2 separate regions of the Homo sapiens genome follow, and region 1 is linked to region 2. Evidence: read pairs that join two places in POLR2A ChIA-PET (ENCODE). Cell type or tissue: MCF 10A. All regions are shown on one strand. Links, peaks and the distances in the headings refer to the core of each region. The heading gives the core; the rest is flanking DNA.

Evidence for each region. ChIA-PET counts read pairs that join two places held together with the same protein. Peaks named below come from ENCODE experiments on the same cell type or tissue, not always from the same donor. Only the 100,000 strongest peaks of a DNase experiment are listed, where the experiment ranks them.
Region 1: POLR2A ChIA-PET joins it to region 2 with 5 read pairs; 2 of 35 experiments call an interaction of 5 or more read pairs at or near these places.

Annotation. Positions count from the first base shown.
Region 1 is chr20:47,563,185-47,568,564 of GRCh38, forward strand. All of the region lies in intron 1 of NCOA3 (nuclear receptor coactivator 3), which reads left to right. Among named protein-coding and RNA genes, the nearest start is that of NCOA3, 64 kb to the left of the region's middle. In MCF 10A, for the core only: no CTCF peak of the experiment used is centred there; a DNase peak (open chromatin) is centred at 2,297.
Region 2 is chr20:47,389,447-47,394,826 of GRCh38, forward strand. The region is part of intron 2 of LINC01754 (long intergenic non-protein coding RNA 1754); the gene reads right to left. Among named protein-coding and RNA genes, the nearest start is that of LINC01754, 20 kb to the right of the region's middle. RefSeq lists enhancers at 2,572-2,701, 2,872-3,061, 3,322-3,371. In MCF 10A, for the core only: no CTCF peak of the experiment used is centred there; DNase peaks (open chromatin) are centred at 785, 2,785 and 3,425.

The sequences.
Region 1 (5,380 bases), core at 186-5,185, 170 kb after region 2:
TTTATATTACATTAAGGAGTTTAACATTTTGTAGAGCTTAAAAAGTTTTTTGGTGGCATCATTTTTGTTTTATTTAAAAATTACAACAAAATTATTTGTCATTTTACCACTTAAAAGTCAGTGATTTTGGGTGATGATAATGTGTCAGTGTAGTTTCACCAGTTGTAACAAACTCACCACTCTGATAGGGGATGTTTATGATGGGGGGAGGAGATGCATATGTAGAAGGAATAGATAGGCTATCTCTGTACTTGGTCTCAATTTTGGTGTGAACCTAAAACTGCTCTAAGAAATCAAAAAGGGAAAAAAATGGTACAGTAATTAAACCATGCCCTCAATTCAGTTGCATATTAAATTTGAGTGCAGGCTGGGCATGATGGCTTATGCCTGTAATCCCAGCAGTTTAAGTGGCTGAGGCATGGCTGGGCACAGTAGCTCATGCCTGTAATCCTAGCACTTTGGGAGGCTGAGGCAGGCAGATCACCTGAGGTCAGGAATTCGAGACCAGCCTGACCAACGTGGTGAAATGCCATCTCTACTAAAAATATAAAAAAATTAGCTGGGCGTGGTGGCAGGCGCCTGTAGACCCAGCTACTCAGGAAGCTGAGGCACGAGAATCTCTTGAACCTGGGAGGCGGAGCTTGCAGTGAGCCAAGATGGTGCCACTGCACTGTAGCCTGGGCTACAGAGCGAGATTCTGTCTCAAAAAAAAAAAAAAAAGAAAGAAAAAAGAAAAAGGCTGAGGTGGGAGGATCACTTGAACTCAGGAGTTTGAGACCAGCCTGAGCAGCATGAGGAAATCTTGTCTCTACAAAAACTACACAAATTAGCCAGGTGTGGTGGCATGCGCATGTGGTCCTAGCTACTTGGGAGGTTGAGGCAAGAGGATTGCTTGAGTCTGCCTGAGGGTGAGGCTGCAGTGAGCCATGTACTCCATCCTGGGGAAAGAGCGAGACCCTGTCTCAAAAAACGAAAAAAAAAAAATTTATGCACCTTTCTCCGTTTTTTTCCCCAAGTATGAGCAGATACATCTATATAAACATTGTTCTCACACATTAAAACAATCATGTTATTTTGCTTGCATTTTTTTTTTCAATTATTGTAGCATGGGCATCCTTTTAGGTAATTGTATATGGACATCTACTGCATTATTTTCAATGGCTATGTAATATACTGTTGTTGGATGTCCTTTATTTAGTCATTCATCTGTTAATTCAGCAAAGAACTATTGAGTACCTGTCATGTGCAAGTTACTGGGGATATATTCAACAAACAGAACAAACTGAAATCTCTCACCTCAAGGAGCTTGCATCAAGTTGGAGTTTATATTCCCCTATTGATGGTCATTATTTATTTCTCCTCTTTTTTTTTTTTTTAGGTAGAATATTGTAGTGAATATCCTTGTTATATTTTTCATCTTTGTTAAAACCCCAATTGGTATCTACATCTTTTGTATCTTGATGTACTTGTGCTGTATTTCTAGCCATGGACTTGTTGAGTCTAAAGGATATATGCATTTAAAGTTTTTAATTTTTGCCACAATACCATTTTCTTTATTTTACATTTCCTGAATGCTTGGAAGGGTTGTGCACGTTTTCATGTGTTTGCTGGTCATTTGTACTACTGTGAATTGCCTACTCTGGTTCTTAGTCCATTTTTCTTAGTAGATTGTCTTTTCTTGTCTGTTTTTCTTAGTAGATTGTCTTTTCTAATTTGTAAAGCTCCTATGTATCCTAAACTTTAATTCCTTGTTTGTTTATACACCAGAGATGTTTTCTTTCTGTTACTTAACTATAGGGTGGTGGTTTTTTTTTTAGAAGGAGTTTTACACTTGTTGCCCAGGCTGAAGTGCAGTGGCACGATCTCGACTCACTGCAACCTCTGCCTCGTGGGTTCAAGCAATTCTCCTGCCTCAGCCTCCAGAGTAGCTGGGATTACAGGCATGTGCCACCATGCCTGGCTAATTTTGTATTTTTAGTAGAGACGAGGTTTCTCCACGTTGGCCAGGCTGGTCTTGAACTCCTGACCTCAAGTCACACGCCTGCCTCGGCCTCCCAATGTGCTAGGATTACAGGCATGAGCCACGGTGCCTGGCCCCAGATGTCTCTCTTAATGAGTGGCTGAGCTGTATGTTTTTTTTACTCTCAGAGACATGGCTTTCCCTTATCCAGAGGCAGTGTCACTGGTAGGGAGGATCTCGATTATTTAGTCTTTGTAACTGCCCTGCTGTTTTAGATAGGTAGGGCAGGGCTGGGCACAGTGACTCACATCTGTAATCCCAGCACTTTGGGAAACTGAGGTGGGCAGATCGCGTGAGCCCAGGAAGTTGGAGATCAGCCTGGGTGACATGGTGAAACTCTGTCTCTACTAAAACCACAAAAATTAGCTGGGCATAGTGTCATGCACCTGTAGTCCCAGCTACTTGGAAAGCTGAGGCAGGAGGATCACTTCACCCTGGGAGGCAGAGGTTGCCTTGAGCTCTGGTCATGCCACTGCACTCCAGCCTCAGCCTGGGTGACAGACTGAAACCCTGTTCCAAAAAAGGAAGAAACTGAGGAGGGAGGTGGGGTAACATAGCTAGTAATTAGGACAGCTGGGATTTGAATCTTTTTTTCCTCCTTCCAGATCCATTGGAACAAGCATTATTTTTGATAATACTCCCATGACCATCCACTAACTTCTTATACTTCCTAAAAGTGATGTTGTATACTAGCTTTGTATGGTTCTTTCATTGACACCATTAAACCTAAGTTTAAAAATGAAGCATGTCATTCCCTCTCCCACCATTTAAAAATTTTTTTTTATTTGATGCTGAGTTTCTCTCTGTTGCCCAGGCTGGAGTGCAGTCGCACGATCTTGGCTCACTGCAACCTCTGCCTCCCGGGTTCAAGCGATTTCTGGCTAATTTTTGTATTTTCAGTAGAGATGGGCTTTCATCATGTTGGCCAGGCTGGTCTCGAACTCCAGACCTCAAGTGATCCACCTGCCTCGGCCTCCCAAAGTGCTAGGATTACAGGCGTGAGCCACTGTGGCTGACTTCTCCCACCCCTCCCTTTTTGTTCCCAGTTCTCATTGGTCTACAGTGTGAGTCCCAAGCTGGAATTTGGAAGAAGCTTGGGGCTATTGGACATAATGATAATAAAATAGTTAATTGATTAACTATAATTAACATGAATAATGAAATCCACCATTATATAGCGCTATCTGTCTGGAACAGTCGTGTGGTTGGTTCCTTTTAGCTCTTGGATTAAATGTTGTATCTTAGGAGAGCCCTTCCCAGACCTGAAATTACTTTCTTCTCCCTCTTCTTCCCCCTTATCTATATCACCTTATTTATTTATTTTTGAGATAGGGTCTTGCTCTGTCTCCCAGGCTGGAGTGCAGTGGTGCCATTTCAGCTCACCGCACCCTCAACCTCCTGGGCTCAAGCGATCCTTTCACCTCAGCCTCCAGAATAGCTGGGACCACAGGCACGTGCTACCATGCCCAGCTAATTTTTGTATTTTTTGCAGAGACAGGTTTTGCCGTGTGCCCAGGCTGGTCTTGAAATCCTGAGCTCATGCAGTTAACCCACCTTGGCCACCCACAGTGTTGAGATTACAGGCATGAGCCACTGCGCCTAGCCCTAATGTGCTTTTTAAAGAGTAAGCATAGCTGGGTAGAGTGGCGTGTACCTGTAGTCCTGAGTACTTGGGAGACTGAGGCAGGAAGATTGCTTGAGCCCAGGAGTTGGAAGCCAGCCTGGGCAACATAGCAAGACTGTCAAAAAAGAAAAAGAAGAAATTTAAAAAAGTACTATTAGTACTAACAGTTTACATGGTATAGTACTATGTATGTATGTATGTATGTATGTATGTATGTATGTATGTATGTATGTATTTTGAGACGGAGTCTTGCTCTGTCACCAGGCTGGAGTGCAGTGATGTGATCTTAGCTCACTGCAACCTCTGCCTCCTGGGTTCAAGCGATTCTCCTGCCTCAGCCTCCCGAGTAGCTGGGACTACAGGTGTGCACCACCACACCCAGCTAATTTTTGTATTTTTAGTAGAGATGGAGTTTCGCCATGTTGGTCAGGATGGTCTTGATCTCTTGACCTTGTGATCCCCCCGCCTCGGCCTCCCAAAGTGCTAGGATTACAGGTGTGAGCCACTGCACTCGGTTGTACTTTGTTTTGTTTGATGTAACATAAAATATTTGAGTACTTTTCTTTCTTTCTTTTTTTTTTTTAAAGAGCTAGGATGTTATACTATTGGCCCAGGCTAGAGTGCAGTGCAGTGGTGCAATCACAGCTCACTCAACCTCGAACTCCTGGGCTCAAGTGATCCTCTCACCTCAACCTCCCAAGTAGTTGGGAGTAAAGGTTCATGTCATCACACCTGGCTAATTCTTTTCTTTCTTTTTTGAGACTGAGTTTCATTGTTGTTGCCCAGACTGGAGTGCAGTGGCATGATCTTGGCTCACTGCAACCTCTGCCTCCTGGGTTCAAGTGATTCTCTTGCCTCAGCCTCACAAGTAGCTGGGATTACAGGTACATGCTACCGTGCCCGGCCAATATTTTGTATTTTTAGTAGAGACGGGGTTTCACCATGTTGGCCAGGCTGGTCTCCAACTCCTGACCTCAGGTGATCCACCCACCTTGGCCTCCCAAAGTGCTGGGATTACAGGTGTGAGCCACCGTGCCAGGCCAATTATTTTACTTTCTTTTTGTAGAGATGGGGTCTTTCTGTGTTGCCCAGGCTGGTCTTGAACTCCTGTCCTCAAGTGTTCCTCCAGCCTCACAAAGGATTGGGATTACAGTCATGAGCCACCATACCTGGTGGCTTTTAAGTCTTTTGTTAAAAACAACTCTGGCAGAGCAAGAAGACATACAGGCCACTATTTTGTTTGCTTTTGTTTTATAGTCAGTATTTCCTTTCAAGTTCTATTTTTGGCACAGAAGCTGCATTGGTCCTGGAAGAAGACCAGGCAACAAGCTGCTGTGGCTCCAGTTGAGTTTACTTTCCTTGACAAGTGAGGAATGCATTGGGTACTTGAATAAAACCAGGGAGGAATGATGGCACTTCCGTTGTGCCAGACCGTGGCAAGAAGCTAGGCAGCTACTGTAAGTCTGTACTTTTTTTCTGTTATCTTTGGAATAGTTCACATGGTAGAAGAAAAAAAAATACAGGCATACCTCAGACCATTGTGATAAAATGAATATTGTGATAAAATGAGTCACTAATTTTTTGGTTTCCCAGTAGATAAAAAGTTATGTTTACACTCCATTCTGTTAAGTGTGCAGTAGCATTATGTCTAAAGAAACAATGTATATACCTTAATTAAAAAAATACTTTATTGTGGCCTGGTGGGTAGCTCCATCCCAGCACTTGGGGAAGCTAAG
Region 2 (5,380 bases), core at 314-5,313:
CACCCAGCTGGAGTGCAGTGGCATGATCTCAGCTCACTGCAACCTCTGCTTCCTGGGTTCAAGCAATTCTCTGCCTCAGCCTCCAGAGTAGTCAGGATTACAGGTGTCTGCCACCATGCCTGGCTAATTTTTGTATTTTTAGTAGAGACGGGGTTTCACCATGTTGACCAGGCTGGTCTTGAACTCCCAACCTCATGATCTATCTGCCTTGGCCTCCCAAAGTGCTGGGATTACAGGTGTGAGCCACTGCGCCTGGCCAATTTTTTAATTTTTATATTTGTTTGTAGAGATGGGGGTCTCCCTGTGTTGCCCAGGCTGGTCCTGAACTCCTGAGCTCAAGCAATCCTCTGGCCTCAGCCTCCCAAAGAGTTGGGATTACAGGTATGAGTCACTGTGCCTGGCCCCAGACTCTCTTCAGTGGCCTCCAAGTTCCTCCATGATCTTTTCCTGGCCTCTGATTTCATCTCATACATTCTCTGCCTTCTTCATCATTTTGTTCTCCAAGAGTCTATCCCCTGCCACGCCCACACCACCCCCACCACTGGCACCTCTTGAATTTCTCAAACTAAGATTCCTTTCCAATGGCATATTGCGTGGGATTCTCTCTTCCAGTATCTGCACATGGCCAGTTTCTTTTCATCCATCTCAACTTAAACATCACAGGTAGATGCTTTTGTGCAAACACAACCTCCCTGTCCACTCTGCCCCACATCCACATGTGGCCTTGTCATGTGGCCACGCCTAGCTGCAAAGAAAGCTGGGAAATGTAATACTTAATTGGGCAGCTCTGTGCTTCCTTTTAGTCACATCCCCCAAGGGCAGCACTATCTTGATTACTCACCGTGACATGCGATTTACATTTACACAAATAGCCTCCGGTTTTTTTTTTTTTTTTTTTTTTTTTTTTTGAGACGGAGTCTCGCTCTGTCGCCCAGGCCGGACTGCGGACTGCAGTGGCGCAATCTCGGCTCACTGCAAGCTCCGCTTCCCGGGTTCACGCCATTCTCCTGCCTCAGCCTCCCGAGTAGCTGGGACTACAGGCACCCGCCACCGCGCCCGGCTAATTTTTTGTATTTTTAGTAGAGACGGGGTTTCACCTTGTTAGCCAGGATGGTCTCGATCTCCTGACCTCATGATCCACCCGCCTCGGCCTCCCAAAGTGCTGGGATTACAGGCGTGAGCCACCGCGCCCGGCCGCCTCCTGTTTTTTTTTTGAGACGAGTCTCGCTCTGTTGCCCAGGCTGGAGTGCAGTGGCGCGATCTTGGCTCACTGCAAGCTCCGCCTCTCAGGTTCAAGCCATTCTCCTGCCTCAGCCTCCCGAGTAGATGGGACTACAGGCGCCCACCACCACGCCCGGCTAATTTCTTTTTTTCATTTTTAGTAGAGATGGGGTTTCTCCATGTTAGCCAGGATGGTCTCGATCTCCAGACCTCATGATCCACCCGCCTCGGCCTCCCAAAGTGCTGGGATTACAGGCGTGAGCCACCACGCCCAGCCAGCCTCCTGTTATTTATACTTACTCTTCACTCTGTTTTGAATATCTCTTTTACTCCAATGCTGATGAGTTCCTGTCACCTGGATTCCAGGACTTGCCTCAGATCCTAGCCTTCCAGAAGCCTAGTTTCAGCCTTTTTTTTTTTTGAGACGGAGTCTCACTCTGTCGCCCAGGCTGGAATGCAATGGTGTGATCTCGGCTCATTGCAACCTCTGCCTCCCAGGTTTAAGCAATCCTCCTGCCTCAGCCTCCCTAGTAGCTGGGATTACAGGCGTGCACCACCACGCCCAGCTAATTTTTGTATTTTTAGTAGAGACAGCGTTTCGCCATATTGGCCAGGCTGGTCTCAAACTCCTGACCTCAGGTGATCCGCCCATCTTGGCTTCCCAAAGTGCTGGGATTACAGGGATGAGCCACCACACAAGGCCTCCAGCCTTTCTTTTGAGTCAATAAGCTACACCATATTCTACCAATATTTTTACTTGAGTCAGCAGTGGTTTCCTACACCTGCAACTCAAGAACTCTAAGGGTTACTGCCTCCATTGTTTGTTAAGGCACCACAAGACTTTGCTGAACTGTACATAATGCTTTAGGTCAATAAAATAATCATCATCATAATGACAACTGAGGAGAAAGTCATGATAATATCAACCTATTGAGCACTATGGTTTTTTTGTTTTATTTTGTTGAGACAGGGTCTCTGTCACCTAGATTGGAATACAGTGGTGTGATATTAGCTCACTACAACCTCTGGCTCTTGAGCTCAAGCCATCCTCCTGCCTCAGCCTCCCGAGTAGCTGGGACTATAGGCACGTGCCACCATGCCCCGCTAATTTTTTTTTTTTTTTAAGTAGAGACGAGGTCTTGCTATGTTGCCCAGGCTGGTGTCGAACTCCTGGGCTCAAGCTGGGCTCAAGCTATCCTCCTGTCTCAGCCTCCCAGTGAGCACTATATTAGTTAGCACATAGATTCTGTACAAAGATCAAGAGAGAACAGTCTACTTTATTTCCCATTTAGTAGTCCATCTATAAGGGGTTGAGAGCTATTTGGGTGGCTTCCTGTTCTCTGGCTGGGCCCCAGGCTCCTCCTATCTTGTTGCTCAGTGTCCTCAACACATGGCTTCCACCTTAGGGACCAAGAGAGTCACTCCAGCTCCTGCAGGAAAGAAAGGAAGAGAGAGGGAGGGCACTCTCTTTTCCATTTATGGTCTTGGTCCAGGAAGTTGCCTGCATTACTTCTGTTCCCATCCCATTGGCCAGAACCTTGTCATGTGGCCACGCCTAGTTGCAAAGAAAGCTGGGAAATGTATTATTTAATTGGGCAGCTCTGTGCTTCCTTTTAGTCACATCCCCCAAGGGCAACGCTATCTTGATTACTCACCATGACATGCGTTTTACATTTACACAAATAGCCTCCTGTTACAGAGTTCTTTGGTTTTTGTTTTCACTCTGTTTTGAAGATCTCAACACGGGTCTCTGTAAATATCTAGTCCATTTCTTCGGCTTCCCCATCTTCTGTGCATTCACCACATTTTACCAAAGTACTCTCCTAGCAATGGCCCCCATATGGCCGCCTCCACACACATCACTGCCTCTTCTCCCCAGGAAGGAGATGCCGGGGCATAGGCTATGTGGGTGCAAAACACTGCCAGGTTGCTCTCCCACATAGCAGCTGCCAGCCCACACTCCTGCCAGGTGCATGTGGGGGTTCTATAGTCCCATAAAAGGTATTTTATTCATTTTTGTCATGTCTATAGTTGGACATCTGTTGTTTTTTGCATGGCCAGCATCCATTCTTCTTTTTTTGGTCACTGTGCCCTAGCATTCTTTTGGGAAACTACCTTTTCCGTCATTCTCAATCCACGTGATTCAGATGGGACTGAATCTCTTACTTACTGGTGTGACCAGGTGATGACACACTGGCCAACAACCATCTAGCACCTCCCAATCAATCCAGTGAAGGCATGTGACTCAAACTGAATCAAATTAGAGCCAGGTCAGGACTCTCACTGGAACTGTTGGGAAAAGGGCTTTCCCTTTCTCTGTGGGTGGTTAAGCTAGAGTGGGTAGAGGCCAAGACTGCTATGATCTCAGGGTAGAAGCTACCTGAGGGTGAAGCAGGCCTCCACAGAAGAAAGTATAGCTGAGAGATGAAGAGTGAGGGTAATTCTCATACTGTGAGAACCAACCATGCCTGAAGGCGACTTGCACTAGAGCTTTTATAAGTTACATAAGTTTCATAGAGTTACATAAGCCAATAAATTCCTTATTTATTTATTGAGACAGAGTCTCATTCTGTCGTTTACACTGGAGTGCAGTGGTACAATCTCAGCTCACTGCAACTTCTGCCTCCCAGGTTCAAGTGATTCTCCTACCTCAGCCTCCCAAGTAGCTGGGATTACAGGTGTGTACCACCATGTCCAGATAATTTTTTTATTTTCAGTAGAGACGGGGTTTCGCCACGTTGGCCAGGCTGGTCTCACACTCCTGGCCTCAAGTGATCCACCTGCCTCGGCCTCCCAAAGTGCTGGATCACAGGCGTGAGCCACCATACCCAGCCAAATTCTTTTTTACACAAGCCAATTTGAGTTGGGCTTAGGTCACTCAAAAGAAGTCAGACTAACCCCACCCATCCTGGTGCTAGGCATACAGTAGGTCATAGGACAAATGTTTGTTTTTTCTTTTTTTGGTAAAGAAAGGCAGACTTATTAGAGAAAGTATGAAGATACACTGCATGAAAGCAAAGGGCAGCACAGCAGAGAAGGGGCTGTCTGCAAATGTTTGTTGAATGAATGAATGAGCCCATGTGTGGGAATAAATGAGACATGACAGACAGCTACCCAGTGATGTGTAAATATCCACAGTGAGTTATCCAGGAGTTCAGGTGAGGAGCACAGGCTTACTTATTTTGCTAAATATGAATTCTAAGGCTAAACAAGACACATGTGAGCTCATTCACTCATTGCACTCCAGTTTTGTTCCTTTTGCTTTCAGATAATCAGATCACGACAGGCGCCGGCCATCACACCTGGCTTATTCTTGTATTTTTAGTAGAGATAAGGTTTCATCATGTTGGCCAGGCTGGTCTCGAACTCCTGACCTTAGGTGATCTGCCTGCCTCGGCCTCCCTAAAGTGTTAGGATTACAGGTGTGAGCCACCACGCCTGGCTCTAAAAGGGTATCTTTTTTTTTTGAGGTGGAGTTTTGCTGTTGTCACCCAGGCTGGAGTGCAATGGCATGATTTCAGCTCACTGCAACTTCCACCTGCCAGGTTCAAGTGATTCTCCTGCCTCAGCCTCTCGAGTAGCTGGAACTACAGGCACACGCCACCACGCCTGGCTAATTTTTGTGTTTTTAGTAGAGACAAGGTTTCAATGTGTTGGCCAGGCTGATCTTGAACTCCTGACTTCAAGTAACCTGGCTGTCTCGGCCTCCCAAAGTGCTGGGATTACAGACGTGAACCACTGCACCCAGCCAAGAGGGTATCTTAAGACCCCACTACATTCCCCCTAGAGGAATAGAGACTAGATAGGCACCACAGGACCCTCTATTCTGCAATTTTCTAGGTATGTTTTATTTTGAGCTGATTTTTATGAAAAGTGAGTACTGAGAAATCCTGAGTGTGGATATTAATCCCATACATCTTACAATGATTTAAATTAAAATTAAATTTGAATTTTTTTGGTCTTTTACTTGAGTATTTGTAAAAAGTAATAAATGTATTTCATTTTAAAATTACCAGTGTTCAGTCCAGGTGCAGTGGCTCACACCTGTAATCCCAGCACTTTGGGTGGCCGAGGCAGGAGGATCACTTGAGGTCAGGAGTTCGAGACCAGCCTGACCAACATGGCAAAACCCCATCTCTACTAAAAATACAAAAATTAG